2 separate regions of the Homo sapiens genome follow, and region 2 is linked to region 1. A link is an interaction called in ENCODE POLR2A ChIA-PET data of the cell type or tissue named here. Cell type or tissue: A673. All regions are shown on one strand. Each heading gives the region's core, and the rest is flanking DNA. Links, peaks and the distances in the headings are about the cores only.

The links. ChIA-PET counts read pairs that join two places held together with the same protein. Peaks named below come from ENCODE experiments on the same cell type or tissue, not always from the same donor. Only the 100,000 strongest peaks of a DNase experiment are listed, where the experiment ranks them.
Region 2: POLR2A ChIA-PET joins it to region 1 with 5 read pairs; 1 of 35 experiments calls an interaction of 5 or more read pairs at or near these places.

The regions. Positions count from the first base shown.
Region 1 is chr1:48,526,155-48,541,137 of GRCh38, reverse strand. It overlaps AGBL4 (AGBL carboxypeptidase 4), which reads left to right. Exons shown (of 14, transcript NM_032785.4): 12 at 1,400-1,496; 13 at 6,222-6,248; 14 at 6,845-8,284. The coding sequence ends at 6,965. Among named protein-coding and RNA genes, the nearest start is that of SPATA6, 61 kb to the right of the region's middle. RefSeq lists an enhancer at 14,412-14,913. In A673, for the core only: no CTCF peak of the experiment used is centred there; a DNase peak (open chromatin) is centred at 7,957.
Region 2 is chr1:50,016,234-50,031,216 of GRCh38, reverse strand. AGBL4 (AGBL carboxypeptidase 4) reads left to right here and starts at 7,263. Exons shown (of 14, transcript NM_032785.4): 1 at 7,263-7,454. The coding sequence starts at 7,421. It overlaps LOC105378708 (a long non-coding RNA gene), which reads right to left and starts at 7,196. Exons shown (of 3, transcript XR_947311.3): 1 at 7,095-7,196. It also overlaps the pseudogene MTND2P29. In A673, for the core only: no CTCF peak of the experiment used is centred there; a DNase peak (open chromatin) is centred at 7,286; H3K4me3 peaks cover 839 bases; H3K27me3 peaks cover 641 bases.

The DNA.
Region 1 (14,983 bases), core at 6,142-10,141:
GTATGGGCACAGGCCTGGAGGCAGAAGAAGCTCAGTGTTTCTGGAATGTGAAGGGCAAGGGGAGTAGGTGGGAGGTAGCAAGCATAATGTTGAGAAAATAATCAGGGACCTGACTATGAACAGTACGGTAAATCACACTCAGAGATTTGGACTTTGAAGGTAACTGAGAACCACTGAAGTGTTTTATTCAGCTGAGTGACATATTCAGAGCTGCATTGCAGAATCCCCCTGGCTGCACGGTAGAAAATGGACCAGAGGGGAGAAATTCTGTGGCAGGGAAACTAGTTAGGACAGGATGACAGCAATCTAGGAGAAAGATGATGCTGGCCTATTCTAGGGGGGTGGAAAGAAGTGAAAACATTCAAGATATGGGAGGTGTCTTGGAGAAGGGTTAGTGACAGCTTGGATGTTCAGAGCTAAGAGATGAGGGAGAAGCAATCGCTAAGGATTAAGCTGAGTAAACACATAATTCTCTTGCTGTGAGATAAGTGATAAGTGCTTTGAATGAAGCCAGTTCAGGAGTCATGAAAGTGTGGGGCAAGGGCACGAATCACAGTTCTGGGAAGAGAGGAGAAGAATATCCTGGAGGGCTCTAATAAAGAGATATCACCTCATTAGAGAAGCAAGGGGCATGAATTAGCCAAGGAGAAGGCAGGAGTGGGCAGGGAGGTACTTCAGCAGAGGAAATAACATGTATGAAGCCCAGAGATGTGAGCTATAATGCACAGAGAAGATATTCTGTTGTTGAATAATGATTGTTGTACTTATTCACATTAAGGTGTTAATGGTCAATATGAAATTGGCCCTTCCCCAAGAAGTTTGTGCTTTTACAGCCACAAATCTTTACCAGGAAGATTCATTGTCAGAGGAATTTCAAGGTGCAGTGGGAACACTGTTTAGGGTCACAGGGTTTTACCATTGTGCCTGAGGTTACTAAAGTGGATGACTGAGCCCTAAGGGTCAAGCAGGCCCTTGTCTATATGCAACAAATGTCTCTTGTCCTTGGGTTTTTTGCTTACCTGGCTCCATCCTGAGCCACCTGAGGCTAGACCAGAGCAGCCCAGTGATTTCCAAAGGGCTGTACCCTGAAAGCTATGAGCACAGGCTTTGGGTTATGACTCCCTAGACTCATATCCTGGCTCCTCCTTTTCCCAGTTTTGTGACCTTAGGCAAATTACTTCACTTCTGTGCACCTCAGTTTTCTTATCTATAAAATTAGGATAATAATAGTGATTACCATTTAAGGTTTTTCAAGGATCAAAAAAGACAGCGCATACAAAAAGCTTAGAACAATGAGTGTGTAACTGTTTTTATTACTGTTATTATTTTTATTAGTAGTTCTCTTTTCACTCTGTCTCAATCTGTTTTCGAAGTTGCTCCTTAATGCACACACCTGCAGATATGAAGCTGGGGCGGAATGTGGCAAGAACCTTTTTGGACTATTATCGGCTGAACCCCGTGGTTGAAAAGGTGGCAATTCCCATGCCGAGACTGCGGTAAGTGGCAGAGCAGAGAGGTTTCGGCTTGAGTTCTGCTCCACGGGCTGTATTCAGGGGCAACTTCCCTTAGCCTTTTGCTGACACTCAGCATCCCATCTGTGCCGCAGGAAAGATAATCCTGGCCCTGCCACCGAGATTTTATGGGGCAGAAGAGCATAGTTCCTGAGCATAAAGAAAGTGTCATTAAGGGGTCAGACAGTGAGGGCATGGTCACATTTCTGGTTCTAACTTAGGAATCCACAGGGATGGGGCTTGCTGGGGAGCTGAGTTCAGTCATTGTTCTAAATTTGGGTGTTTCTATGTGCTACCTCTCCTGATACCTCATCCTCTGAGGTTCCTATATGAACTTCTCTGATCCTTCGGTTTCCTCATCTATAAAGTGAGGACAGCAGTCCTCACATACATGATTATTATGAGATATGTGTTAAAGCACCCAGCACAGTGCTGTCAGTACATGATAGTCTCCTTCCCTCAAGATGTAAAGATTTGGGCTGGAGAGGACACACCCTTGAGAAGTTCTACCTTGGGTCCTCTTCTGGGGCCAACTTGCAGGGCTGCTGAGGAGAGAAGGTCAGGAGGTGAGCCTCCATCCTGTCTGAGGACTTGGCCAGAGCCTGAAGCACTGGGCACTTCCATGACCACTGGCTGTGAACCCAGCTAGCATGAGAACAGTGACATCACATGGCATCTGGAATGTGCTGGCCCTGCCCTACCTCTTAGACTCATCTCCCACTCCTTCAGTGGTCCATCCTACTTGAAGGACATGACAATGCCCAACTCCCGGCTCCTGCCAGACCATTCTTTCCACTGACCTTTGCCATGACCTTGCTCATGTATGTGGGTGCCTCAGGGCCTTTGCACTGATGCACCTTCCTCCCTACGCTGTTATTGATAAAAACAATATAAATCACCGTTATTTATTGTACAGAGTACTTTGTGTACATTGTATTATTTATTCCTCATAGACATTGTATTTCCCATCTTACAAATGAGGAAAAGGAGACTAAGAAAGATGATGAGAAGGTCTGAGATGCCTGAGGTCAAAGAGTTTTTGGGAGAGCCAGGGTTTCATCCTAGGCTTTTATGATTTGAAAGCTGAATTGAAGTCTAGCTAAGGTTCACCGCAAGTAGAAGTTCATCAGCATGGGTTCAAATTCTGTCTCAGACTCATGTGAGTTATAGGATCTTAGGCAAGTTTCTTGGCCTCTTGAAGCTTTTTTCTACTTACCTATAAATGGGGATAATAACAACAATCTCTAAATATGGTTTTGTAGAATGGATACAAGCTTAGTATAGTGCCCAGCAGCTAGTAGATGCTCAATAAATGTTTTCATGTCCTCCAGTTTCTGGGTTGCAGTCCCAGATTTCCAACCAACTCATCAAGACCTAGGGCAAGTCTTTGACTTATTTGTTTGGGTGATGTCTCAGGGCCTATGTTCCACAATGCTATGAGTCATACATCTCTTAGCCCCATGTCATAGAGTCTTCATGACAAGGTATTCTGATACCCTGTCCCAGATTGTTTCTAAATCATCTAGGGTCTTTGTGCCCCACCACCATGGCATATTAGAAACTCTTGCAGGAGAATCACGTCTATTTCTTGTGCCCCTGAAGTGCCTGTCCTGCATTGTGCATACGTGCATGTATACATTCATTCATTCACTCAGGAAAAGCAACACTTTATACCAGGCCCCTGACAGGAGGGAAGTGCTGGGATGAGTGGCTGATTAAAGCATGACCCCTGCCTCTGAGGAGCTCACATCTAGAGGAAAATGCTCAGTTCATTCTTAGAAGTCATTCGTGATTGGTTAAAGTTCTTAAACGTTTAAAGCTTTATAAAACTCAAAAGAATTCTTAGAATCTCATTTACAAGTTAATTTGGGGATTGTCTCTTTCAGGTCCTCTGCCTAAATAAAATTATCTTGATCCTTAATCATTTTTTTCTTGCATGTTGCATTGTCATATACCAATGAAATGGTGCTGACACTCAGGGAGACCTTAGTGATCCTCTAGACTCTCTTCACGATACAGATGAGGACATGGGGACTTAGGGAGCAGAAGGAGCTGGTCAGAGTCATGTGGTCAGAGCCAGGACTGGAGCACAGGCCCTCACCCTGCCATGCAGTGTGTTCAGTGTCTACCAGTGAAGAGTTCGTGGAGATGGGAGAGGATGGAACCCCGACACGGATCTAAAGGACATAGGGGAGATCTCAGGGCCCTGAGTTTAACTGTTCATGGCACTTCCTTGCCTTGAGCTTTGGAGCCCTCTTCAGAAAAGATCTAGAGAGCTCCTTCCTCATGAGTTCAGAGTTTTGAGGACTTGAGCTAAATGCACCCACCTTTAAATTAAGAAAAAACTTAATAACCTCCTCCCTATGCACACACCTCTGCCTCATCAAACTGTGAGCACCATTTAGCTCTAGATTGGTCAGTAATCCTTTAAAAATGAATTCCCAGGAGGATACAAGACTCTGAGCTCTAATTTGGGATATAAATACTTCCCCTTTTTTGTATTATTTTCCACCCAAGCATCAAATAGTTTAAGTGAAAGAGCAGTCTGGCTTTAAAGGAAAATTACATGTTTTGACTCAAAACTAATCTTTGTTTTCTCCCATCTCCATGGATAATTACAATATGTCACTTTCTGCTCACACGCTGGCAGAAGCCTGCCGGCATCATTGGATACTGGGACACCCTTCAGATAGGGTCCCTCAGGAGGGGCAGCAATGTGGGCACAAGAGCTCAGGCTCAGGGGCATGGCATTGATGACCAAAGCTGAGGTCCCACATTTTGTTTAGCACACAGTGGTATAGTCGCAAGCCCAAAATGCTCCAGCAAAGGGGACAAAATCAGACAGGAAGAAGAAACAGAGCAGGTGTGCTTCTGTAGGTAAACAGAGCATGAGTGTGGCCTCTGAGCAAGAGGTGGACTCAGGCTTAGTCACAGGCTGGCAGGGCTGGCTCCATGGTGAGGTTATGATGTGTGTATGTGTGTGTAACGGGGCTTGTCAGCTCCTCAACACACTGGAGCCCACTACGTGCCAGTCCTTGTGCCAACTGCTAGAGGATTATAAATAGCCCCTGCCCATTGTGTGCTCAGATTTATGGAGGATAAAGGCAAGTACAAATGCAAACATAACAAACAATACTGAAAAGTGTATAAGTACTCAACTATGTATCAGATTATGCCTTCTCTCAAAAACCTTCTATGGCTCCCCATTACCTTTAGGGTAATGTTTCAACTCTTCTTGTTATTCAAGACCTTGGCCTACATTTTAAACTTCATTTACTGCTTTCTACCACCCCTCCACCCCTGTGAGCACCCTGTCCCTCCCACCTGATTTCTGTCACCTCGTGCCCTATGCTTCAGCCTGAACAAGTTAGCTGTTTTCTTGCCTCCATGTCTTTGTACATCCTTTTTCCTCTTGCTGGAATGAGCTCCCTTTCTGCTTGTAGATGGTGAGCTCATAATTATCATTCAAAACTCAGTCCAAATATCACAACCTGTTTCCTTGTCCATGTTCTCTGCCCGAGACAGAGCTGCTTCCTCTCTGCTGAGCTCCTAACTGTGTTTTGTACATACCTCTAGCATGGTATGTCCTGTGGTGTATTGTCATGGCTTCTATGCATGTCTGGCTTCTCTGGTAGCTTCAGTGTCCTCAGTCTTACTTACTTCTGTATCCTTAGTGCATGGTGCAGGGCCTAGCATAGATTAAATTCTAAATAATCCATGACTGTTACTGAGCTGTGGTAGAACTGAAGAAGCCCCCAAAATTACCGACTTCAACCCCTTCACACTAAAGAAAAGAAAAGTGAGACCCAAGCAGAAGTTCCTCTCCTACCAAATCTGGCAAGTATTTTGTAGCTGGCAGGCATGTCCAAGAAAACTTCAGAGAAGAAGTGGCATTTGAACTTGGCTTTAACAGACATATGGAATTTTGACTGATGAAATAGAAAGGGGATAAAGGGTATTCTGTATTGGGGAATAGAGTAGAGAACAGACAGAAGCAGGACCTAACAAGACACATTCCATGGCAGTGACAAGGCCAGAACGTTTAGAGTAAATGATATGGTAAAGATAAGACAGAAAGTTCATTTCTAGTCATCAAATACTCCTCAAGCACCTACTCCACACCAGACCTGCACTTGGCTCAGGAATTATAGAGAAAAAGCGTACACATCAAACTTATCGTCTCATGAGAGAAAGAGATGAGCAAAGAACAACCTAGAAAACAGCAGGGTGAGGAGCGATGAAATGTACAAAGTGCTACAAAGGCCTGGGGATGGGGGAGGCTTATTTTGTGGGAGTTTGTCTTCCAAAAAGAGGTGAGACTAGAGAGGTAGGGAAGGAAACAGCCTCTGCAGAGGCCTAAAGGTATGGGATGTTTTGCCTTCCAGTGGCTCCTTGCTCTCTCGTGTCCCCATCTTTGGTTGATGGCTTTTTGCCTTCCTAGCCCACCCTCCCTAAGTCCTTCTGCACATTCACTGTCCTCTCTAGCCTCTGCACAACTTATCCCCTTGCCACTATCCCCCCATGGCTGCCCCAGCTATGACCAAATCTGGGCTTCCCTCTTCTTTTTCCCCATAAAAACATACTTACGTCCTATGCTCCGTTTGGGTGTTAAAAACAACATCCTTCAATGACAGATGAATAGCACCTCTTCAACTTCCATTTACTAGAGCCTAAGAGGCAGGAAGGACATGAATTTTTCTCCTATTTTAGAAATAAAGAAATAGAAGTCCAGAGAAGGTAAGGAACTGCTTCAAGATGACATTGCCCGTAAGTAACATACCATGCATGTGCTCCAGGGCTGTATCTCACCTATTCTGGCAGCCTTGTTATGTTAGCAAGGCTCTTCAATGAATGTGGATTTTCAGGCAGTGAGGCTTCCTGGTGGAGGGGGCAGTATGTTAGGGCAAAGTGTCCCTTTATGTGCTGCCACCTATTCTGTCTTTACCTTATTCATGACTCATCAACAGTAAAGAAAAATGGGTGTACCAAGGTCAGAGCTTGATGGGTTACAAAAGCCACATCTTCAATTTGAATTCAAACTTAGTTCAAGAGATTCTCATATTTATGACACTAACCACTTCCTGACACATATTATAGTTATTGTTTTGTGTAGTTATTTTATACAATTATCCCCTCTCCTAAGCTATAAGCAACTTGAAGACAGTATCAATGTCTGCTCATTTTTGTCACCTTTAGTGTCTGTGGGAAGAAGACTAGGTTACTGTTCCTGGGAGGCTACAGTCCAGTGGGGAAGATAGACATGCACACAAATGATTTCATCACAGTGTGTATATGGGCTGTCTTCTCTCTTTCTGTTATCTCCCCCTTTGCAGGAAAGAAAAATCCCCTCCTTACAAGCACCCACTCCTGCGGGGCCCAGCCAGCAACTACCCCAACAGCAAAGGGGACAAGAAGAGCTCAGTGAACCACAAAGACCCTTCAACCCCTTTTTAAAGACACGGAGTCCTGGGAGGTCTTATGGGGACAGGAGCATGCATTTTCTGCTGGGGAATGAAATTAATCACTCTTCTCTAGCTTCCAAGGATTTGTGGATTAATGCATAGGCTAGTGAAAGGGAAGGGATACAATGAGAAACTTCATCACTGATTTTCCCTTTTTCCAATGGAAAATCAATTGTAAGCCTTCAGCTCAAAAAGCTCAGGAACAAAATAGGAGATCGGAACCAGGTGAGCACAGATGCTATTTTCTACAACATAGAGATCTTCCAAGATGAGGAAAACCTACACATCCCTTTTAAGAGATTTGACACATATCAGGTCAGTTCTTTCAAAGCCACTTTACATTTTTAAGTTTTATAGTTACTGCAGATGGTTACCTTTTAAATAGGCTTGGTTGTTTACAGCTTTAGAAATGCAGTGTTTGTATTTTCTGATCCAAAACAACAGCAACAACACATGCAACCAAAGGGCAAATGCATCCTAGGGAACAATGGGACAGAATTTTTGAAATCAACGGTGGACTTAAATATATGGTCACTGTATCTAAGCTGCATGCTTGCTGATTCCCTCAAACCCCAGCATGCAGATTTAGAAAACTGTTTTGAGAGCTGTTTCCCAATTTCCTCGGTAGTTTAATTAAAATTTTAGCTCTAAAGACAAAAAGCACTGGTCACTCATTTTAAAAGGTTTATTATGGTTAAGGTCTCCAGATCCCAGGTGACAGGGATTAAGCCTGGCCCCTGAAGATGTAGGCATTGCTAATCTGCAATGAGGAAAGGGTGATTGCCAGGCAAGGAAGATGCAAAAGACAGAAGGATGCACCCTGAGGCAGGGAGGAATGATAAAATAAAACAGTAGTAGCAATTCCCAAGGTGTGGCAAGCTAAATATTGGCATTTTTGTGAAGAGTAAAGTGCCTTTGTATGATGAATGGGTCCAGGGGGGTCTGCTCCCTTCCTGTCTGTGGAAACAGCAGGCTGAGTCACCATGACAGCCTGCTAATTAAAATGACCTCCCGGAAATGAGGATTAGAACACAGGGAGAGGAAGGGAGGCTCCAGGGAGGAAAATCCCTTAGCACAGAGCTCCACTAAAGCATTTTTTGTTTGTTTGTTTGTTTGTTTGTTTGTTTGAGTTGGAGATTATTGAAGTTTGCTACAAAAATCAAAAAGAAAACTTGTTCTCCTTTGCATGCTAGTTTTCAGAAATGATGACAAAGAGCCATATGTTGATTGGCTACAAATGTCATGTTGTATATACAGCTTCTCCCCTGGGTTCGTTTTGCCCAGAGGAACACAAATAAAGTGTTTTGTGCAGCTCCTCTGTTCCTCTGAGCATTCTTGGCACCTTTCCCTTTCAGTCCCCACTACTCAAGAACCAACAGGCAAACCCCAAAACTGATATAACCCTGACTTTGAGGTCAGGGACTTTGTTTTCAAAATAAGGGACAACAGTCAAGTCTTGATTTCCAGCAGTTCCCGTGTCAAAGTCCTGGGGAGTTTAATTGACTGCAACCAGCTTGGCATGCACCAAGAGTGTATCAGCCTTTTGGAAATGATAGCATCATTTTAGATAGCATGAAAAGAGGCAGATTGCATAAGATGAGAGAGGCAATAGTCTAGATCCATGTTTCCTTGGCCAGGTCACTTCCATAATGTGATCACATATTGGCCCATATAGTTAAAACTACATTGATTAATTGGATCATAGACTACACAAACAGCAGGTATAATGATTATTTAAGAGCAAAAACTTGGAGCCAGGCAACTTTGGGTTCTAATTCTGCATTCAAACCCTACTTCTATTTCTTTAATAAAACTGTGTGATCTTAGGCAAGTTATTTAACATCTCTAGATCTTAGTTTCCTCACCTGAAAGATGGTCATAGTAATATCTACCTTGTTATAATAGTTATGAAAGTTTAATGAACTTACGTGTGGAAAATGTAGGCAAAAATATTTATGTGCTCACTAAATGGTAGCTGTGATCATTTGGAATATGACTAGGAAAGTGAGGTATCTGCAAATCCTTCCCCATTAGAAAGGAATGAGGAGACTGGAGCAGTTTATTGTTTAAAATAAAAAATAGGCCGGGTGCGGTGGCTCACACCTGTAATCCCAACACTTTGGGAAGCTGAGGCGGGAGAATCACCTGAGGTCAGGAGTTCGAGACCAGCCTGGCCAACATGGAGAAAGCCCGTCTCTACTAAAAATACAAAAATTAGCCAGGCGTGGTGGCACGCACCTGTAATCCCAGCTACTCAGGAGGCTGGGGCAGGAGAATTGCTTGAACCTGGGAGGTGAAGGTTGCAGTGAGCCAATGAGCCATGATCATGCCACCGCACTCCAGCCTGGGTGACAGAGTGAGACTCTGGCTGAAATAAATAAATACATACATACATACATACATACATAATAAGAGGGAGTGGGAATAGGAAAGAAAGATCACAGTCTCCAAAAAGCTAAACAGACATCATTGGACAAAAGAAGCAAACTTGTTCTGTGCTGCCAAACAAGTTTATTACCTCTCCTGGATTTGGAGAGGTAATAACCAAATCCAGGGAGTGAGTCTCAGTAAGACAGATTTCTGCTCAGGATGAGGAAAACCTTCTAGTGAATTGAATTGCCAACCACTGGATGGGTTCCTTTGGAAGACCATGAACTCCCCATCACCACAGGTGTGCAAGAAGAATCTGAACGAACATCTGTCTGGGAGGAAATAGAGGGGACTCCCTCTCTAGGGGGATGCTGGGTTGGAAGCTGAATGCTCCGAAGCATCACCTCATGTCATTTCTCTGGACTGAAATGACATGGGACAGGATGTTACATTTCTGGATGTCAGCAAATGGAGTGTACAGTATAGTTAGTACTTAATGCTAGACACAGTGATATGAACTGTCTCTGAATTACAGCATATATGGACTCTGATAAAATTTCCCATTCCTTGAGAGAGAGAGAGAGAGAAAAAAAAAAGCTGGCTATAAGGCAGCCTGTAGGAGGGTGTGTTTGCAAGATGACTGTCTGCTTTTCCACATTGGCAGAGCAGAAAAAAAGGACTGAGCAAGAGCCCAGGGGTTGTCAGCAGCCCTCTGTGTGGTCTTGGCCTGCTTAGCTTCTCCTTAGCTTTCTTGAACAAGGTTATACCTATGACCTCAAGCTAGAGGGGAAAGGTTTTCAGCACTGAGATGGAGGACAGCACCAAGAGGTGTACAACCCGCCAGAGGCTACTAGCCCACCTGGCTCCAGCAGGGGGCGCACCAGCCTATCTTCTTGTCCAGCCAGGTCTGTCTCAGATTAGAGCCACAGGTGGGTGGAGCTGGCCACCAAAGCAGTGTTCTGTGCATTTCCAAGGAGACAGACAACTATGCAAAAAGTAGGGGTGAGAAGGAGAGGGATCATGACAGGTCTCAACCTGGCTCTCACACAACTCTCCATACTGATGCAGTGCTAGTTTTGCTCTGTATCAGTTCAGAGGTGCAGAGACAGGACTAAAAGTCTGTTTACCCTCAAGCTGCAGCAGACAAACTGGAGGTTACCCAGTTTCTTCGTTGCTAAGCCCCCAGCAGAGGAGGTTGGTGATAATGTTTGCTTTGCGGCAGCCAACAGTGAGCCTTTGTCTAGAAGCTTTTTCTATTGCCTTTTAAATGGAGGCGGGGCGGTAAACACAGAAAGAACTAGTATCCTTTCACTGTAACTCAACTGACACACCTGAGACCTGCCTTAGAGAACCCAACTCATTTTTCTACATAGTAAGAACAGAGCCAACTATGGAAGTGTAAGCTGATTAACATTTGTGCAGCATCGATTCATACATCCAGATGTTTACTGAACATATACTGTGTGTCAGGTGTAGTTCTAGATCCCTTTGTATCCATTGCCTTATTCAATGTTCCCAACAGTCCTATCAGGTAAGTATCATTTTCTACACTTCGAAGATGAGAAAAAATGAGAACCCTAAAGGTAAACACCTTTTTTTTACACCCATGTGGCTAGTGAGAACCTGGATTCAAACACTGCTCCCCTTCCACTACTTTGTGCTGGGCCTTATCCATTTGTCTCCAGGTAAAATCAGGTCAAAAAAAGAAACAGGTTAAAGCAGAATAACAAGTAAACAATGGCATCATTTAGAGGTAGTGGGGGATAGGGAGAGGGGAAGGAAGCATGTTAAGTTTACAGGCTGGGAAAAATGTGTAATGATTTCAGGACTTTTTAGCACTTGCTGCTGAAGCCCTGCCTTCTTCCTATCTCTCATTCCCACACACCTGTCTGACCTTCTTCTAGGCACTCCAGAGTCCTCCAGAGAGCAGCGTTTAGGCAAGGGGCCCATTTATCCCTTGACATGCAGAGGGCCCCTGGAATCTCAGCAGGGTTGTTGGACCCATCGTGACACTCTCTGGGTTACTGGCCCCAAGCAGATAATCTAGCTCTGGTTCCCTATCACTTCCTCCATCTGGGGTATGCGAAATAAGCCTACTATGTCCCTCATTTCTTGTTCGGAATTCTTCCTCTAAGTTCCTGCCTTCTGAGCACTAAAGAAGTCTGGTACCTTTTGGCTGAGCTCAGCCAAAGGGGCATCAGGGCCACAAAGCAGAGGGGAGACATAACGTAATAGGAACAGCCCGAGTTTAAAGTCAGGCCAACCTGAGTGTGAATCCCAGCTCTTCTGTTAAGCTGTATGGCTTTGGGCAAATAATGTAATCTCTTTAAGTCTCGGGATCCTCATCTGTAAAATGAACTGAATAATATCTACTTCCTATATTTATGGTGAGAATTGAATATAATAACATCTATAAAATACCTGGAACTGAGAAAAACTCTTTTCTCAAGCCATCTTCACCCCTGCTCTGCCTCTCATCTGCTTGCTAGAGTTGGAAATCCCTTCTCTAGAGCCAAAGCTTTTCTTCTCCCCAGATGACGTACAGACAGAAGTACAAATGCTTCTTGAGTAGAGGACAAGAGTGAGAGGAGTGTCCAGAAGAAAGGCAGTCACACTGAGGGATCAGTGTCAAGCCAGGGACCTAGGTTTTATTCATCTCTGTAGTCTTAGCACTTAACACAGATTACGTAGCAGAGTCTGTGCTCACTGAGTGTGGAATGAATAAATAGTGGGTATGGTGAGAGTGAGGTCACCCAAAAACCCTGAACCCTTGAGGGAGGGGAAAGAGGCTTTGGAAGTTGGGACTCTGAACAAATGGGAAGACAGTGTTGAACATGATATTCACCCAGCCTCATGTGAGGCTGAAATAACTAGACTAAAAAGAGAAGGGGGAAATAGATTCTACAAGATACCATGTTTTGTCAAAATCATAGCAAACAAATCTTACCAGGATACATACAAAACTTTTTTTATGTTACTTTGATTGGCATGCAACATCTCAGGGATCATCTTTATGAAGTAATCATACAGATCTTCTCTGCCAGCTGAAATTCAGGACTCCCCCAAGGCACTCACATATCTGTCTTCATACACCAAATTCAGGTGGTGTGCTGGTCAGGGCTTATTTTCTCAACTTTGCAGATGAAGAAATTCAGATTAGTGTGATTAATCTCATGCCCGTGGTCCACAGCCAGTAAGTAACTAGGACAGGATGTGGACCCTGGATACAAACACAACTCTACCACACCTCTCTGTCTCTCGGTTCAGCCCCAGACCTCGACACTAAGCCCGAACAAGTCAGAAAGTCATCCTAATGATGCCTATTATAACTCCTTAGTGCTTAAAATTTACTTGTTCCCCTAAAGACCTGGGATCTATTTTTAGCTGACCCCATGTCAATCTTAAGTCCAAATCTGCTTCTCTCCCTGGCATCAGCTGCCTTGGTTAATATTCTCTTTTTCCATCTAATTGCTCAGGTTGGAAGCCCTGCCCTTGCCTTAACTCCTTTATGTCTTTCTCCCCACACAGCTGACCAACCACCACGTCCCATTGCTTCTGCCTCTTTGGTGTGTCTGCCTTCAGGTAGTATTATGGAGTGACTCTGAGTCAGATAGACCTGAATTTTAATTTCAGCTCCACCGCTTGCTAATCATCTTATAAATCATTTAGAGCAGTTTACTTGCCCCATCTCTAAAATGGGACAATAATGCCTATTGGCAGGTTTGTTGTGCATTTCCCTCCCTCTATCCTTTCCATGCTTTCCCTCCTAGCCACTCCCACCATTATTTCCTACCTGGATTGCTGGAATGGCCTCCCTGTCTCCAGATGCTCTCCTGTTAACCCATTCCCTGCTTAGAAGCTTCCAGGAGCTCCATAAAACATGACCCCATTTTATGGTACTTCTTTCAAATTAACTGTCCAAGCCAGGAGCCTGGATATCATCCGACTTTTGTGTCTTTCACGCCCCATTTCTGTTCAATTGCCAAATCCCACTGGTTATTCCTGCTTGTTCTCTCTAATTTCCAGCCAACATCTCTGTTCCTCTTAACTAAGAAAATCCTTCTCATCATTCAAGACTTAGCTCATGTGTCCCAACTTCATGATATCCTCCCAGTCTTAGCAGTTGTCATTAATTGCTTTCTTTTCTCGGTTGCCCTAACACTTTGCTTATTCATCTGTTTATCAATTTTTTTTTTTTTTTGAGATGGAGTCTTGCTGTCACTAGGCTGGAGTACAGTGGCACGATCTCAGCTCACTGCAATCTCTGCCTCCTGGGTTCAAGCAATTCTCCTGCCTCAGCGTCCTGAGTAGCTGGGACTACAGGCGCGCACCAACACGCCCAGTTAATTTTTGTATTTTTTTAGTAGAGACAGGGTTTCACCATGTTGGCCAGGATTGTCCTGATCTCCTGACCTCGTGATCCACCCACCCCGGGCTTCCCAAAGTGCTGGGATTACAGGCGTGAGCTGTTGCGCCAGGCCTGTTTATTAATTATTTCACTCAGCTGATTGTCACCTCCCCCACTATCATTTAATGTCTTTGGGGGCAAAGTTCAGGTTTTATTTGTCTTCACACCTCCCATAGAACCTAATGGTTCCAGACAGGTCAGAGGCACTCAGTAACTACAGCAGAATAAAAGAAAGAATGAACAAAATCTCAAATCGAAAATTCTATCCTGACCTCACCCTGATAACTGAATCCTAATTATGGCTTTATCTTCCCAAAGCCTCAACCTCTCTGAGACATTCCACAGCTCAGATTTCCTCTATGGCTTCCTTTACTTACAGAATTAAGCTCCAACTCAGCATTAAAGGCAGCATAGTATGGTAGAGTGCTTTAGACTTAGAGTCAGCGGTCCTGGATGATCTTCATGGCCCCAGGGTCCATGGAGAGATGAAGGAGACAGATTTACTTAATCCTCCAACAGTTTCCTGAAAGCTAAATTCTTTTTCACAGCCCAAGGCAATTAGATCCTTTTTTCTATAACAATAAACATCATAACAATTGTTGCTGGTGTGGTTATAACTACTACTTCTGCTGTTGCTATTACTACTAGTAAAAACATTGCTGTTGCTATTACTGCTACTGCTGCTTCTATTACTAATCTACTTCTACTGTTATTCCCATTACTACTCCACTGCTGCTGCTGCTCCTACTACTATTACTGCTCCTGTTGCTGGTACTGCTAATCTAATGCTACTACCGCTGCTGCTACCACTACTACTGTGGATATTGCTGCTACTACTAATCTACTCCTCCTCCTCCTCCTGCCGCTGCAGCTGCTACTGTTACTGCTGTTCTGCCCTGACTGAGTGCTTACTTGGCTCCAGGCCCTGTACTGATTGCTTTGTCTTCCATGATCTGATGCAATCCTCACAACACCCCTATGAAGTAGGCATTATTCTCCTCATTTCCCTGCTAAAGACACAGAAGCTTAGGGAGACTAAGGAATCTGACCAAAGTTGTGCAGCTTGTTGTAAGTGGAGGAGCCTGGGAGTCATCAGACTCTAATGCTTGTGTTCTTTTCGTTCTCCCCTCCTCCTTTTTGTGTACAGTCCTAAGACTGACAATACAATAAATATTTAATGCTGGTTATAAAAAGCCTCCACCTCAGGGAGCTTACTGGTTTATGTTTGTTCC
Region 2 (14,983 bases), core at 5,393-9,392, 1.5 Mb before region 1:
ACATTGCTGGGAGACCACTGAAGATAGTCATATGGTCTGGGAAAAAAGTTAATAAAATACCTGCTCCTTAGTTCTTTATTGCTCCAAGATACAGTCTCCATCTGTTGCAAGTTTTCTTCCTTTCCTTGTTAGGCCAACAGCCTCACTTCTATTTTTCTTGGTAGCTGGATTTACCACTTTTATTTAGCTCATGTTTATATCAGCAACTTGGTTTTAGTGTCTTGAGTACATAATTAGGAGTAGAATTTTTAGGTCATAAGAGTATGTTTAACTTTATAAGAAATTGCTGGCCGGGAATGGTGGCTCATGCCTGTAATCCCCGCACTTTGGGAGGCCGAGGTGGGAGGATTACCTGAGGTCAGGAGTTCGAGACCAGCCTGGCCAACATGGTGAAACCCCGTCTCTACTAAAAATACAAAAACTAGCTGGGCATGTGAGTGGCACATGCCTGTAATCCCAGCTACTAAGGAGGCTGAGGCAGGAGAATTGCTTGAGCCTGGGAGGTGGAGGTTGCAGTGAGCTGAAATTGTGCCACTGTACTCCAGCCTGGCTGACAGAGCAAGACTCTGTCTCAAAAAAAAAAAAAAAAAAAAAATTGCCAAACTGTTTTCCAAAGTAACTGTGCAAGTTTGCATTTTCACCAGCAATATATGAGAGTTTTAGTTGCTCTGCATCCTTACTAATATTTGGTATTCTTAGTCTTTGAAATTTTAACCATTATAGTGTTTGGTAGTGGTATCTCATTGTGATTTTAACTTGCATTTTCCTAATGACTAATGATATTGAACATCTTTTCACATGCTTATCATCCATTTGCATATCTTCTTGTTCAACCATTTTGTCCATAATTGGGTTGTTGGTCTTTGTCTTCTTAATACTGAGTTGAACAGCAGAAATTTTTAATTTTGATGAGGTCTGATTTATCAATTTTTTCTATGGTTACGCTTTTTGTGTCCTATGAACTCTGCCTAATCAAGGTCACAAAAATGTTTGTTGATGCTTTCTTCTAAAAGTTTTACAGTTTTTATTCTAGTTTTAGGTCTATGATCCACTTCAAGTTTATATTTGCATATGGTAAAGGTATTGGTCCAAGTTCATGTTACTTTTGCATATAGATAACCAATTGCTCTACTACCATTTGTTTAAAAAGCTGTCTTTCCCCATTGATTACCCTAGCTCTTTTGTCAAAAAAAATCAATGTACCATACATGTATAACCTTTTTCTGGATGCTATTCTGTTGTATTGATCTATAAAATATGTCTATATGCTGTATGTTATGTGATTATGCAAATCAGATGCTGTTTTTATTATTGTAGCATTATAGTAAACCTTGAAACCAAGTAGTGTAAGTCCTTCAATTTAGTAATTTATTATTAAGTATGTTTTTCTTTCTTTTGAGATGGAGTCTTGCTCTGTTGCCCAGGCTGGAGTGCAGTGGTGTGATCTTGGCTCACTGCAACCTCTGCTGCCCGGGTTCAAGCAATCCTGCTTCAGCCTCCCAAGTAGCTGGGATTATAGGCACTGGCCGCCATGCCTGGCTAATTTTTGTACTTTTAGTAGAGATGAGTTTCACCATGTTGGCCAGGCTGGTTTTGAACTCCTGACCTTAAGTGATCCACCCACCTCGCCCTCCCAAAGTTCTGGGATTACAGACATGAGCAACCAAGGCACCTAGCCTAGTACGTTTTTCTTTTACAAAATGTTTTGGCTCTTCTAGTTCCTTTATTTATATATAAATTTTAAAATTAGCTTGTCATTTTTAATTATAAAATTTATTTAATGACTGGGATTTTGATGGAGAGTGCATTGAATTTATAAATTGCTATTGTCCAATGAAACTTTTGGTGATTATGGAACTATTCTTTTTTTAAAAATTAAATTAAATTAATTTATTTATTTTGAGATGGTCTCACTCTGTTGCCCATGCTGGGGTGCAGTGGCATGATCTTGGCTCATTGCACTGCAGCCTCTGCCTCCTGGGCTCATGATCCCCCCACCTCAACCTCCTGAGTAGCTGGGACCACAGGCATGCACCACCATGTTTGGCTAATTTTTGCATTTTTAGTAGAAATGGGGTTTTGCCATGTTGGCCAGCCTGGTCTTGAACTCCTGAGCTCAAGCAGTCCACCTGCTTTGGCCTCCCAAAGTGCTGGGATTACAGGTGTGAGCCATTGTGCCCAGCTGAGAACTATTCTTTATCTGCTTTGTTTAATGTGGTAGCCACTAGCCATATATGGCTATTAAAAACTTGTAATTTGGCTAGTTTGACCAAAGAACTTTAATTTTAATTTAATTTTAATTAATATAAAGTTAAATAGCTACATGTAGCTATTGGATATTTATTGGATAGTGGAGCTTATAGATAAGTTTCAGGAGAATTGACATCTTAACAATATTGTTTTCTGATCCATGAACATGGTGTATATCTTCATTTATTTAGGTCTTCTTTAATTTCTTTCAAAAATAGTTTATAGTTTTCACTGTACAAGTCTAGCACATATTTTGTTAAATTTATCTGTACTTTTATTTTTATGTTGTAAATAGTATTATTTTCTTAACCTGAAGTTTTTTTGTTAGTATATAGAAATGCAATTGACGTGCATATAGAAAACTCGCTTATTAGTTCTAGTAGCTTTTTGTACATTCCTTTGGATTTTCTAAGTATACAAACAATCATGTCTTTTGTAAATATAGACATTTTTATATTTTCCTTCTCAGTCTATCTGAATTTTATTTTTGTCTTATTCTACTGGCTAGGACTTCCAGTGCAATATTAAATAAAAGTGTTGACAGTGGACATCCTTCTCTTCTTCCTGATTTATAGAGGAAAGCATTAATTACTTGTTTAATTACTTTCCATTCACCCCATTGGTGAGGGGAAATTCCTGCCCTGGCGTTATGGGAATGGCTGAATACATGACACCTGACATGACAGATGAGATTGAGAGCAGTTTATTAGTCACATATACTCACAGCCCAGGAGAAGATGACATTGTACACCATCAAAGGGCCAAATGGAGGTTATACTCAGGAACACAGTGAACAATCAGTGGCTGTAGGAAGCAGGCTTTGTAGTTTCAAAAGGGTTGAGTGCTTCCCTGTTTCCTATGAGAGGATTTAATTGGCTTGTTTGAATAATTCTGTGGATTGGTAGGGAACTGAAACCACTCAGGGATAATCGGAACTATACCTGATCTGTTTGATAAGGAGTGTTGTTTGACTTGGAGACCTTATCTGTGTGAGGAGAATGGGGAGGAGAACTTGTGGTTAGGTAATTCCAGGCCCTCCTGTTTTTACTAGATGTGAAGGCAGCATATAGTGTTATTTTTAGGCCTTACACCATAAGCATTCAGTAATTCATTATTAAGAATGATGTTATACATCTTCTTGCTGAGAAGACCTCTATAATTATGTAATGTCCTCTTTAACTATTTTAGCAATATATTCTGTTCTGAAGTCTACTTTGATATTAATCCAGCCTTCTTTGGATAAGTGTTTGTAAAGTCTGTTTTTCCTTCTGTTTACTTTAACCCATATATATCTTTATATTTATAGTAAATTTCTTGTATACAGCATAGAATTAGGTCTCGCTTATTTTTTCCCCCAATTCACTCTGTCAATCTCTGCCTTTTAATTAGAGTGTTTAGACCTGTGCTTTCCAGTATGGTAGCTGCCGGCCATATGTGTCTTCTGAGCACTTGAAAGGTGGCTAATTCAGATTGAAACATGCTGTGGGTGTAAAACACAAACCTGATTTTAAAGACATAGTATGAAAATGTATATAAAATATCTCATTATAATGTTTTGGCCAGGTGTGGTGGCTCACACATATCCCAGCACTTTGGAAGGCCGAATCACTTGAGGTCAGAAGTTTGAGACTAGCTGGCCAACATGGTAAAATCCAGATTCTACTAAAACAAAATACATGGTGGCATGGTGGTCTGTGCTTGTAGTCCCAGCTACTCAGGAGGCTGAGGCAGGAGAATCACTTGAACCGGTGAAGCAGAGGTTGCAGTGAGCCAAGATTGCGCCACTGCACTCCAGCCTCAGTGACAGAAACTATGTCTCCAAAAAAAAAAAAAAAACTATTTGTTAAATATTTCTGAAGGACATAGAAGACTTAAACAGATTATAAGATATATCATGTACTTGGATAAAAGGACTCAGTATCATAAAGATGTCATTTCTCCCTAAATTAATCTATAAATTTATCACAATTCTAATAAAATACCAGCAACATTATTACTTTTTTCTTTTTTTCTTTTTTTTTTTTTTGCAATTAGGCAAGCTGATTTAAAATTTTACATGGAAAGAGTAAACAACAATAGCCTGTTTATTAAAGAGCAGAATAACAAGTATGTCCTAAGAATATAAATGTTGGATATGGTATGATTAAGTGGGTGTGGCCACAGGAGTAAATGAGAACAAGGCTTGGAAAGAAGTTTATGCCATGAAGGGTCACAGGGGAAACACCAGGTTTTGGTTTGGTGTCAGAACACAGGAGCAAGGGGAAATCCTAGGCCAAAGCCTTTATTGGGATTTCTGTGAGAATCGCAAGGTAGAGCAGAGTAAACATTTAGGATTGGCTATTTTGAATACTTCTGGTGGGCTGTGGCTATAGATGCCCATCAAGGGGATCTCTCTTTAGTGCTCCTCCACTTTGCTGAGCATGCCTGTGTCATTGCTCTTACCACATTGTTTGGAAATTAATTGTAAACTGAATTTGTGCATGTTAATCCTTTCTTTCCAATTAGTTTGTAAACTTCAAAGGCATGGTATTTTTGATGTGAAAATTACATGAGATAACACAGATGAATTTCCTAGCATAATTTCAGTCTTCCCTGAGTCTGCTACTTTCTGCCTGAAACTTTGTATAAGTCACTTAAACTCTGTGAGCCTCAATTTCATCTTCTGTACAAGAGGCTGATATTAATACAAATATCATAATGCTGCTCTGAGAATGAAATGAGTTTGTGCTCGTAAAAATATGATTATAAATTAAATATTTCTCTCATTCCATTCTGCATCTAACTTAGTGGCCAGGCACATGGAAGGTATCATTTTAATGAATGTTTATGGAGGGAGTGGGTGAATCCTACAGGGTATATTTTGCTTGAAAGAAGGCACCCTTGTTGTGGGTGGGTGTTTTCTGTGGAGACAGAAATCATAGGAGGTCTCTGGGGAAGACAGACCTCCCAGGGACATATGAATGGTAGCACGGGGAAACTAATTCCCAGGAGCCCATGTAGGGGACGTTTTCCCCCCACTTCCCATGCTGTGTTATTTTTCACACAACAAAAGGGAAGTCTCTGAAGACTCCAGCAGTAGTGAAGAAGTCTATACTCCCTCCTGCACTGCTTCCTGAGGAATAGCTGACACAGAGGAGAACCGAACCTGGTCCTGTCAGCAAGCTGGTTTTCCAGGCTTTTCGTCTCCTCTGCCCAGTAAGGCATTTGTCTATCAATTCTGACTAACAAAACTTTCTGCAGTGATGGAAATGTTCTATACATATGTTGTCCAATATGGTAGCCAGTAGCCACATGTAGCTATTGAGCACTTGAAAAGTGGCAATTCTGATTAAATAACTGAGTTCTAAATTTTACTTAAAATTTAAATTGACCAATGTGGTTCAATTTAATAATGTTATATTTGTCTCTTTATCCTCAGCATCTGCACAGAGCCTGGCTCATACTCATCAAATGCATTTTCATTCATCACCCTATTTGTGTCTTAGAGCTACTCTTTGTGGTAGGCAGGACCTTTGTCTCAGTTTGTTGGAAGAGGAAACTGAGGCTCAGTAAGTTTAAGTGATTTGCCCAAGATTATAAAGCTATAACATCAGTCTGAGTAGAACCCACATCTTTCTCTTTATTTTTCCATCTCCCTATACTTAATGTAGTTCTTTTGTTCTTCTTAGCCCTTATTGACTCCTCCGACACCGAAATTCCCAAAACCCTCACAGCCTTTACATAAGTGTCATTAGGACTGTGGAAAGCACATATATATTCATCTTGATAGTTGTGTGGACATGGCTTGTGAATTTTAAACTGTTCAAATGTGAGAGATAATTCTGATAGCTATTTTCATGTAACTTTCTGTACAAGATTCTTATCCCTGATTTTAATGCAGATGAATGGACAGTTCCATGCATGTGGCCAGCATCTTACTTAGAAGGCCTTCCGGTCCGTCTCTGCATTTCTGCCTCAAGGCTTTCTCTCAAACTCTAGAAGTCTGCTCAGCCCTGGCAAGCATAACCAGGAAATGTGAGAGAGTTCAAGCTGGAAGGTGGAGAGCAACCCTCAACCAATGGAGACAGAAATTAGGAGACAAATGCCCCAGACTCTGTGTTCTTCAGTGGGACAACGGCAGGCACACATTCTACCCTGTTTTTCAGAGTCTGAAGCAAGATTAAAAATAGTTGTCTACTAAAGCAATCAGCTCAATAACACATTTTTCTTAGCGTTTTTCCCCCTTCCCTCTTTCACTCTCTCCACCTCATTTCCTTTCAGATTACCACCATTTTCCATTCAGCAGACATTGACTGAGATCCTACTTTGTGTCATGCACCACGCTGCACTATGGAGTATACAAAGATAAGAGAACAACCGTAGGTATCAGAGAGCTCATGGTCGAGAAGGAAATAATGCATAAAGCATTTGGAATAGAGGGAATATACAGGGGACTGCGGGAGGGCAGAGCTGGTCAGGACGGGTAATGTTCCAGCTTGGTTTTAGACGATAACGGCGTGTCACTACTGAAAGGTGGGAAACAGCAGCCCATATTTACTGAAAAATACGTCAGCAAAAGGATAAGTCTTTTCTGGGGTTGAGGGTTGCTGTCGCAGAGGGGCAAGGAGCCAGAACCCTTTGGGCCTCTGTGTGTTTGGGTTGGGGTGGGCACACAGTTGGTTTTCAGTGCATTTCAGTTGAAGACGAGTAACCCAGGCAAACCAAGGGGAGAAGCTTTGGGAAATCAAGAAACCTGTCCCAAGTCCCCAAAGTTGAGCACCAACCACAGAAAAGCCAGTTTAGCTAGTCTGGGCGGTCAGTACGAGGACCCCGGTCGCCGTCAGGAAAGCGCCATCCCTACAGACCTGGCCCCTGTGCTCTAGGGGTGGCGGAGCCTGCTCAGTTGCCAGGATGCGGTGGATCGGTTGCGGAGGAGCAGCGCCCCGGGGCCCAAGTCCCAGCTCAGGCCCGGGCTCGCGCCGCGGGGGCGGGGCCTTGGACGCACGCTCCTCCCAGGCGTCCCTCCCGCCCTCAGCCGCGCGCCGGCCACCCGCGCGCCTGCCGCCCGTTGCCCAGGCAACCGTCGTGCCGCGTCTTCCTGAGGTAGCTCCTGTCAGCCCACTGATCCCACCACCCGCTCCCTACTGCCCCGCGGTCTTCGCGTGAGCTCGGAGACTGAGGGACAACAAAAATGGCGGAGGGGAGCCAGTCGGCGCCTGAGGCAGGTCTGTGGGGGCGGCCGATCTGGGGAAGGCTGAGGCGGCCAGGCTGTCCTGGGTCTCAGGCAACAGGGGACTCGGGCATGGTCCTACTCCTGAGGAGGCGGTCCTGTATATTTGCGCGGTGGGTTATGACTTCAGGGTCAGGGGTCAAGGGTGGCGTGCACCCCTCTGAATGGCGGGCAGGGACCTCGAAGTCCGGGTGGTGGAGGGGAGTGTGGGTTAGTGTGCACACTTCTGACAGAACATGGGCCCGAAAGGGGCTGGGACCTGAGGGAAGAGACAGGATCTTAATCCTGGGATCACCTGTGGTGAAGGCTAATCCTAGGGCTAGGCTGTGTCATGGAAAGGGTGTACACTGCCCTGTGGGAGCATGGGAGAGATCCCTAAAGGGGCATGATTTGGGCTCGGGGTGGGAGTAGGAGGCTCTGACTCTAAAGAGGGAGGTATACGTGGAAGGTGTGTTACTTTAATATCAGACAGTGCCATGGAAGGGGGAGTTAGAGTATTTGTGTTTGGGGATGTGCAGTGTCCTCAGGGTCACTCCTGGTCACAGAGAAATTTATGCAAATAATTCTTGTATGGGTCCTTAAAAAGACAAGAGGCCTTGAGGGGATACCCGGAGCCCCAGTCCTTTAGGAGCCTACCAAAGGAGGCTGGAGCGTGAGTGTGAGTGTGTGTGGGTTCAATGATCTTGAAGGTCATTCAGAATCAAAGGAGTGCATGTCCACACTTCTGTGGGTAGAAGATAGCCTTTAAGGGACAGGAAGACTGACAGGAAGGGAGACCCAGGATCCTATTCCTGAGGGGACCCCTTGTGCATATGGCTGGGATTTGTGAGATACTGACTTTAAGTTTCTCACAGGGTCATAGAAGAAAGCAAAGGTTTTTACAGTTTTGAGTATGTGGGAGGGAGTTTGCCTCTAAATGAGGCTGACCACTGAAGAACTGGATGTTACGGGATGGCATGGGTGTGTGGGTAGAAAAGAAGTGGCTTTGGGAATATGTGTGTGATGGGTGTTGGCAGTGGTATACATAACCTTGTATATATGTCCTGATCAGGTATTATCATTACAAGAGTGATCCACTTGAATTACTTTGGTCCTGGTGTGTGTGTGTGTGTGTGTGTGTGTGTGTGTGTGTGTGTGTGTGTGGTTATGGTACATACACACCACACCCCAGAAACTGGAACTGAAAACTATGACACCCTCAGAAATAAGTTCGAGGAACCATTATGTCTCAAGGCCTTCATTATTTCTCTTTCTTTCATGGCACCTCTGTTTTATTGAGTAGCTCCTCTACTCATTTTATAGTTTTAGCTCCCTCATAACTTGAACAGGCTTATTCCTTTATTCATTCATCCACTCAACAAATATCGAGTGCTAACTATATGCCTGGCAATAAGTTAGGCATTGGAAATTCCCTGCTTTGGATGAGCTTACCTTGTTCTTCTTTTCCTTTTTTTCTCATAGCATTTATTGCCTTTGAACATACTATTTAATTTACTTGCTTGTATTGCTTATTTCCTGTCTCCTTCCACTACAATGTAAGCTCTACAAGGGCATTGTTTTATCAATACCACATGTCTAGAACTTTTCTAAGTGTATAGTATGTTCTCAATAAAGATTTCTTAAATGAATAACTGAATTACTGATATTGTCTGGAAGTGATATTTTAGCTGACATATGATAGGGATTGGATAATTGAAAAAAAGGGCAAAGAGTGGTCGAGGCAGCAGGAAAACCATGTGCAAAGAACCCAAGCAGGTGGAAACATGTTATGCTGTGTTTGAGGAACTGAAAGGAGACAAGTGTGGGTACATGTGGGGCAATGGGAAGAGAGAAGAGGTACGCTGAAGCCAGATCTTCCAGTACTTTGTAGAATATGATATGAATTTGGGTCAGAAATCCTAAGAATAATGGGAAGCCATTGAAGGCTTTTAAGTGGGAGCATGCCATGATTAGAATAATTAAAAAATAACTCTGGCTACAATGTGGAGAGTACAGAGGATACAAGAGTGGATATAGGATATACTCTCCACCAGCTACATTGAGGAGAGTACAGAGGATACAAGAATGCATATAGAGAGACCTTAGAAGGTAGCAGTGGAGATGAAGAGAAGGAATTGAGAAATACTTAGGAGATAAAATTAATAGGACTTAGTGAAATATGAGGATGATGGAGAAGGAAGTATCGAAGACTACTTCTCATTTTCTAATTTGTTCAACTGGATAGTTAGTGGTGCCATTATTGGGATAGGGAGCATTGGAAGGGGCCTTGGGTAGGTGTGAGAGGAAAGATCATTAATTTGGTTTTAGATAAGTGGAGATTGAGGTATCTTTAGGACATCCAGATAAGCAGAGAGATTGACAAGGCAGTTGAATTTACAAGAAAAGTGTAAACTGGCATAGAGATAATTATTTTGACATAGAAATAATTACTCAAGCCATGGGTGTGGATGAAATTGCCTAGAGGGAGAAGAGGCCTGGGATGAAGTGTTGAGTAGCTGCAATATTTCAATGCCTTCCAAAGAGACTGAGAAGGTGCGACTGGAGAGATTAGAGCACAGCTAAAGGAATGTTTCAAGATAAATGGAATACTCAGTAGACTGAATGCTGCCAAACAATATAAAATGAAGGGCTAAAAAACTAGATTTAGCAACAGAGAGGTCATTGGTAACATTGATGGTAGAAAATTGATGATGGTAAAAAGCCAGGTCATTTAGGCAAATAATGCCTCAGTCTTTGTTTAATTCAAATTTCTGAGAGAGATAATTTTATTGACCCTTATTGTCTTTTACCACTAAATCACAGTCCAGTGTCAGGATTGACTGGTTTTAGATTAGGTGTCCAGCTATTGCTGGCTGGAGTCACCTGATACAAAATATGGCCATCTGGTAATTTCTTAATCTCACTTGAAATAGCCAACATTTATGAAGTGTTTATTTTGTACCACGCATTGTACTAAGTGCTTTATACATTTTACTTCAGTCTCATAACAACTCTTTAAGGTATTCTCTATGTTTTATATGTGGAGAAGTTTTGGCACGGAGAAGTTGACAACTTAATTAAGATCTGCAAAGAATTAGTAGAAGATTAGTTTTTTTGACAATTTAAATGTTACCCAGATTCATTATTTGGCTTTGTGTTTGTATTACAACATACTACGTTCTGAAGAAATCATAGCCATGATGAAAATCCCTGCCTTACAGGAAATATTCTAAACTAAGCATATTCTAACAAGGTGAAATGGAAAGAAATGGGCTCAGATCCTTGTGTAAACCCTACTTTTGTGACTGTGACTTATTATATGTGGACCTTGGACTCAAGTTTTATGATCTTCAGTTTCCTCATTTGTAAAATGGGGATGATATTTGCAGGATAGCTGTGAATATTAGAGATCATATACTTGAAGTGTCCAATAAATGTTATGTCCGTAGTTCACTTGAAGCTTGAATATAAAAAATTTCAAATGTATTGCATATACTTTACATATAAAAGAAATTATATAAACATACAATGATGAGTATAAGAAATTCTGTTTTTTCTTCATTGGTTTTTCACTGCTTTGCTGTCAGAAGAAAGGCAGACATTAAGTTTTGGAGAATGTAGAATTGTTACCTGAACTGTGTATCATGGGACCGGTCTCTGTGTGAGGTAGATTTTGAGGAATTTCTTGGAGGAATAAGGGACACTTAAGATATCTTAAGCATGCTTTTATATGTAAAGTATATGCAATACATTAGAAATTTTTTATATTCAAGCTTCTTACAGAGCATGTAGATAGCTCTGTAAGAGGGTCAGATTTATAAAAGGAAGTTTCTTCTTTTAAATCTTGTGCTTTAAAATGGGGACACAAATGTCAGGACTTTTTCCCTATAAATTTGATTATCAATACTAATAAAAAAGAAAACCTTACAGTTAATTACATGTAGGAGTATTAGTCTCATGCTAGATTGCACCTGCTTCTTTTTCTTAGCTTCTTCTCCCTCTCTTCCAGCTATCTTAAAAAAGCTTTTATTTTAGTTACCCGGTAAAATAATTTGTTTTTCTATTTTGTCAAGTTATTCTGTGGAAGCCCATGTAGGCAAACATTTTTTTAAATGATGCAGTCTGTTAAAATGGACCGTACCTTTATCACTCTCTGTGAAATAAATGGGTCTATTTTAAAAAGCAGGTTTATATGAATCAGAAACCAATTATGGGCAGAATGTTGAAATTGTAAAACGCCTTAGAAATGAGAATATTGTTTGATAGCTTGTGTTAGTGGTTGGACAAAGTAATAGTTAAGCCTTTTTTGTTTTAGTACCTGTATTTAACTGGGGATAATAACAGCTACTTTTAAGGTGAAAATTAGAGATAAGTTATGGAAAGTATACAATGTCTTACACCCCCAGAGAAATGATATCTTAATTGGTGTCTGTGTGTGTTTATGTGTGTGTGTGTGTGTGTGTGTGTGTGTGAGAGAGAGAGAGAGAGAGAGAGAGAGAGAGAGAGAGAGAGAGAATATTTTTTTTCCTAAAGGCATAGGAGAAAATCACCTTTAAAAGAAGAGGAAATCCAGGTCTGCAGTCCCTTATCTGGCAGGTATGGATGCAAATATATTTCAGAACTCAGATTTCTTTTTATTATGGAAAGGCAATACTGCATATGTACTGTCAATTACATAATACCCCCAATGGGGTGTGAGATAGTAAGATGTAATCAAACACATCAATATCACATTCACAGTAAGTGAATAAAAATTATAAACAGAGTCACATAAATTTGGGTTGGATTTTGCTATCAAATTAATTTTGGTGCTAAAGTTAGATATTTGGTGATTTTGGAATTATGGAAAAGGGAATGTGGACTTACATAATTTTATTCATTTTTGGAAATATTTTCAAAAGTTTAAAATATTTTTCTCACTTTTAGATTTTCTATATTATAAGTGAGCTATAACATAATATTAATATCTCAAAAGTATTGAGACAGAAAACTATTTTTTGACAGAAAGTTTATGTGCTTGTTTCTTCTAAGGCTCTTTGATCATGTCTGTATTTCTGAGATCCGTGAATGTTGTAATTTGCTTCAGTTTCAGCATTGTGGCTCAGTGTCACTTTCAATGAAAGCTACTAAAGATCTATATATATTAAGAAAGTCAGAGGATGTGAATATTTTGCATATATATTCTAAATAAAATCACAGCTTTCTCTTTGAGTCATTTAAGAACAGCACAGTTCTATGTGAGTTTCAGAGTATTTTTATTAGTTGTTAAATTTCAGCAATGGAGTATTAATTTTAATACAGATTTAAGGAAAAATTTCATTCTTAGATGAATTTGATGTTTCTCATTATAAAAATTATTGCAAGTTTAAAAGCTTGCAGTACTTCATTGATAGTGTTCACCATATTGGAATATGCTAATCTTTGCTTTTTATATTCCTCATTTATTTAATGGGATCCATAAAACAAATTTCTCTTTTTTAAAACTTCAAAGGAAGATGTTTTTATTTGTCATATGTATTTAAGAACTGTTGGGTGTATACTTTTGAGTCTCTAAACAGACTTGGAAAAAAGTGTACTTTCATGTCATCTGAAGGAAAACAAAGCAATGAAACACAAAAAGACTTCTAAAATTTTATATAGGATTGAAAACTTTTATATAAGATTGTCAATTCCTAAATAAATATTTTGAAAAATATTATAGAAATAAATCTCTTGGGGAAGGGACATCAAAAACAACCTGCCAATAATTACAGTTTGCTTGTCTTTCTTTCAGGAGTAATAGATGAATCTCTGTGTCTTGGCTTTGTGGAAGAAATTACTATTATGGGCTGTGTTACTTTATTTATGTATTTATGTATGTTTGTATTTTTATTTTATTCCATTTCAACTTTTATTTTAGGCTCATGGGGTACATACACAGGTTTGTTATATGGATAAATTGCATGTTGCTGGGGTTTGGTGTACAGGTTATTTCATCACCCAGCTAATAAGCATAGTATCCAACAGGTGGTTTTTCAACCCTCACCCTCCTGCCCCTCTCTACCCTAAAGCAGGTCTTGGTGTCTTTTGTTCCCTTCTTTGTCTCCATGTGTAATTAGTGTTTAGCTTCCACTTATAAGTGAGAACATGCGGTACTTGGTTTTCTGTTCCTGCGTTAATTCCCTTAGTATAATGGCCTCCAGCTCCACCTATGTTGCTGCAAAGGACATGATCTTGTTTCTTTATATGGCTTTCTTTTTTATGTGTAGTATTCTGTGGTATATATGTATATAATAATTGAGGAGTAGGCTAGGATTTTCGCAGTTGTATTTGATTGAGTCCTCCTCAACTGCCCACTATAATGGATAGGATTGTGATAGATAGGCGGATGTTCATGTTTATTGATGGGAAAATTTGAAATATAATCGAGATAGGGGCTAGTTTTTGTCATGTAAGGAGAAGTATGCCAGATATTAGAGAAGTTCCTTGGGTCCTCTCTGGGACTCAGAAGTGAAAGGGGGCTATTCCTAGTTTTATTACTAGGGCCGTTATTATTATTAAGGATGAAAATTGATTAATAGTATTTATTATTGTTCATTGTCCAGAAGACAGGTTATTGGAAATGATAGCTATCATGAGAATTATAGATGTGGTTGCTTGTGTAAAGAAATATTTGCTGATGGCTTCTGTAGAGCGGGGATTTATTTTATGTATATATATATATATCACATTTTCTTTTCCCTGTCCACTGTTGATGGGCTTTGGGTTGATTCCATGTCTTTCCTATTGTGAATAGTGTGGCGATGAACGTATGTGTGCATGTGTCTTTATGGTAGAACAATTTAGATTTCTTTGGGTATATACTCAGTAGTGGGATTGCTAGATCAAATGGTAGTTCTAAGTTCTTTGAGAAATCTCCAAAGTGCTTTCTACAGCAGCTGAACTAATTTATATTCCTATTAACTATGTGTATGTGTTCCCCTTTCTCTGCAGCCTCTCCAGCATCTGTTGCTTTTTGACTTTTTAGTAATAGCCATTCTGACTGGTGTGAAATGGTATTTCACTGTGGTTTTGATTTGCATTTCTCCAATAATTAGTGATGTTGAGCATTTATCATATGCTTGTTGGCCGCATGTATGTGTGTGCTGAGCATTGCTTGTTGGCCACATATATGTCTTCTGAGAACTGCCTGTTCATCTCCTTTGCCCGCTTTTTATTATTTTTATTTATTATTTTTTGAGACAAAGTCACACTCTGTCACCTAAGATGGAGTACAGTGGCACAATCTTTGCTCACTGCAATCTCTGCCTCCTGGGTTCAAGTGATTGTCCTGCCTCAGCCTCCTGAGTAGCTGGGATTACAAGCACACACCACCATGCCTGGCTAATTTTTGTGTTTTTTAGTAGAGGTGGGTTTTGCCATGTTGGCCAGGCTGGTCTGGAACTCCTGACCTTAGGTGATCTGCCCACCTTGGCCTCCCAAAGTGATACGATTACAGGCATGAGCCACCACGCCCAGCCTGTTAATTTGTTTAAGTTCCTTATAGATTCTGGATATTAGACCTTA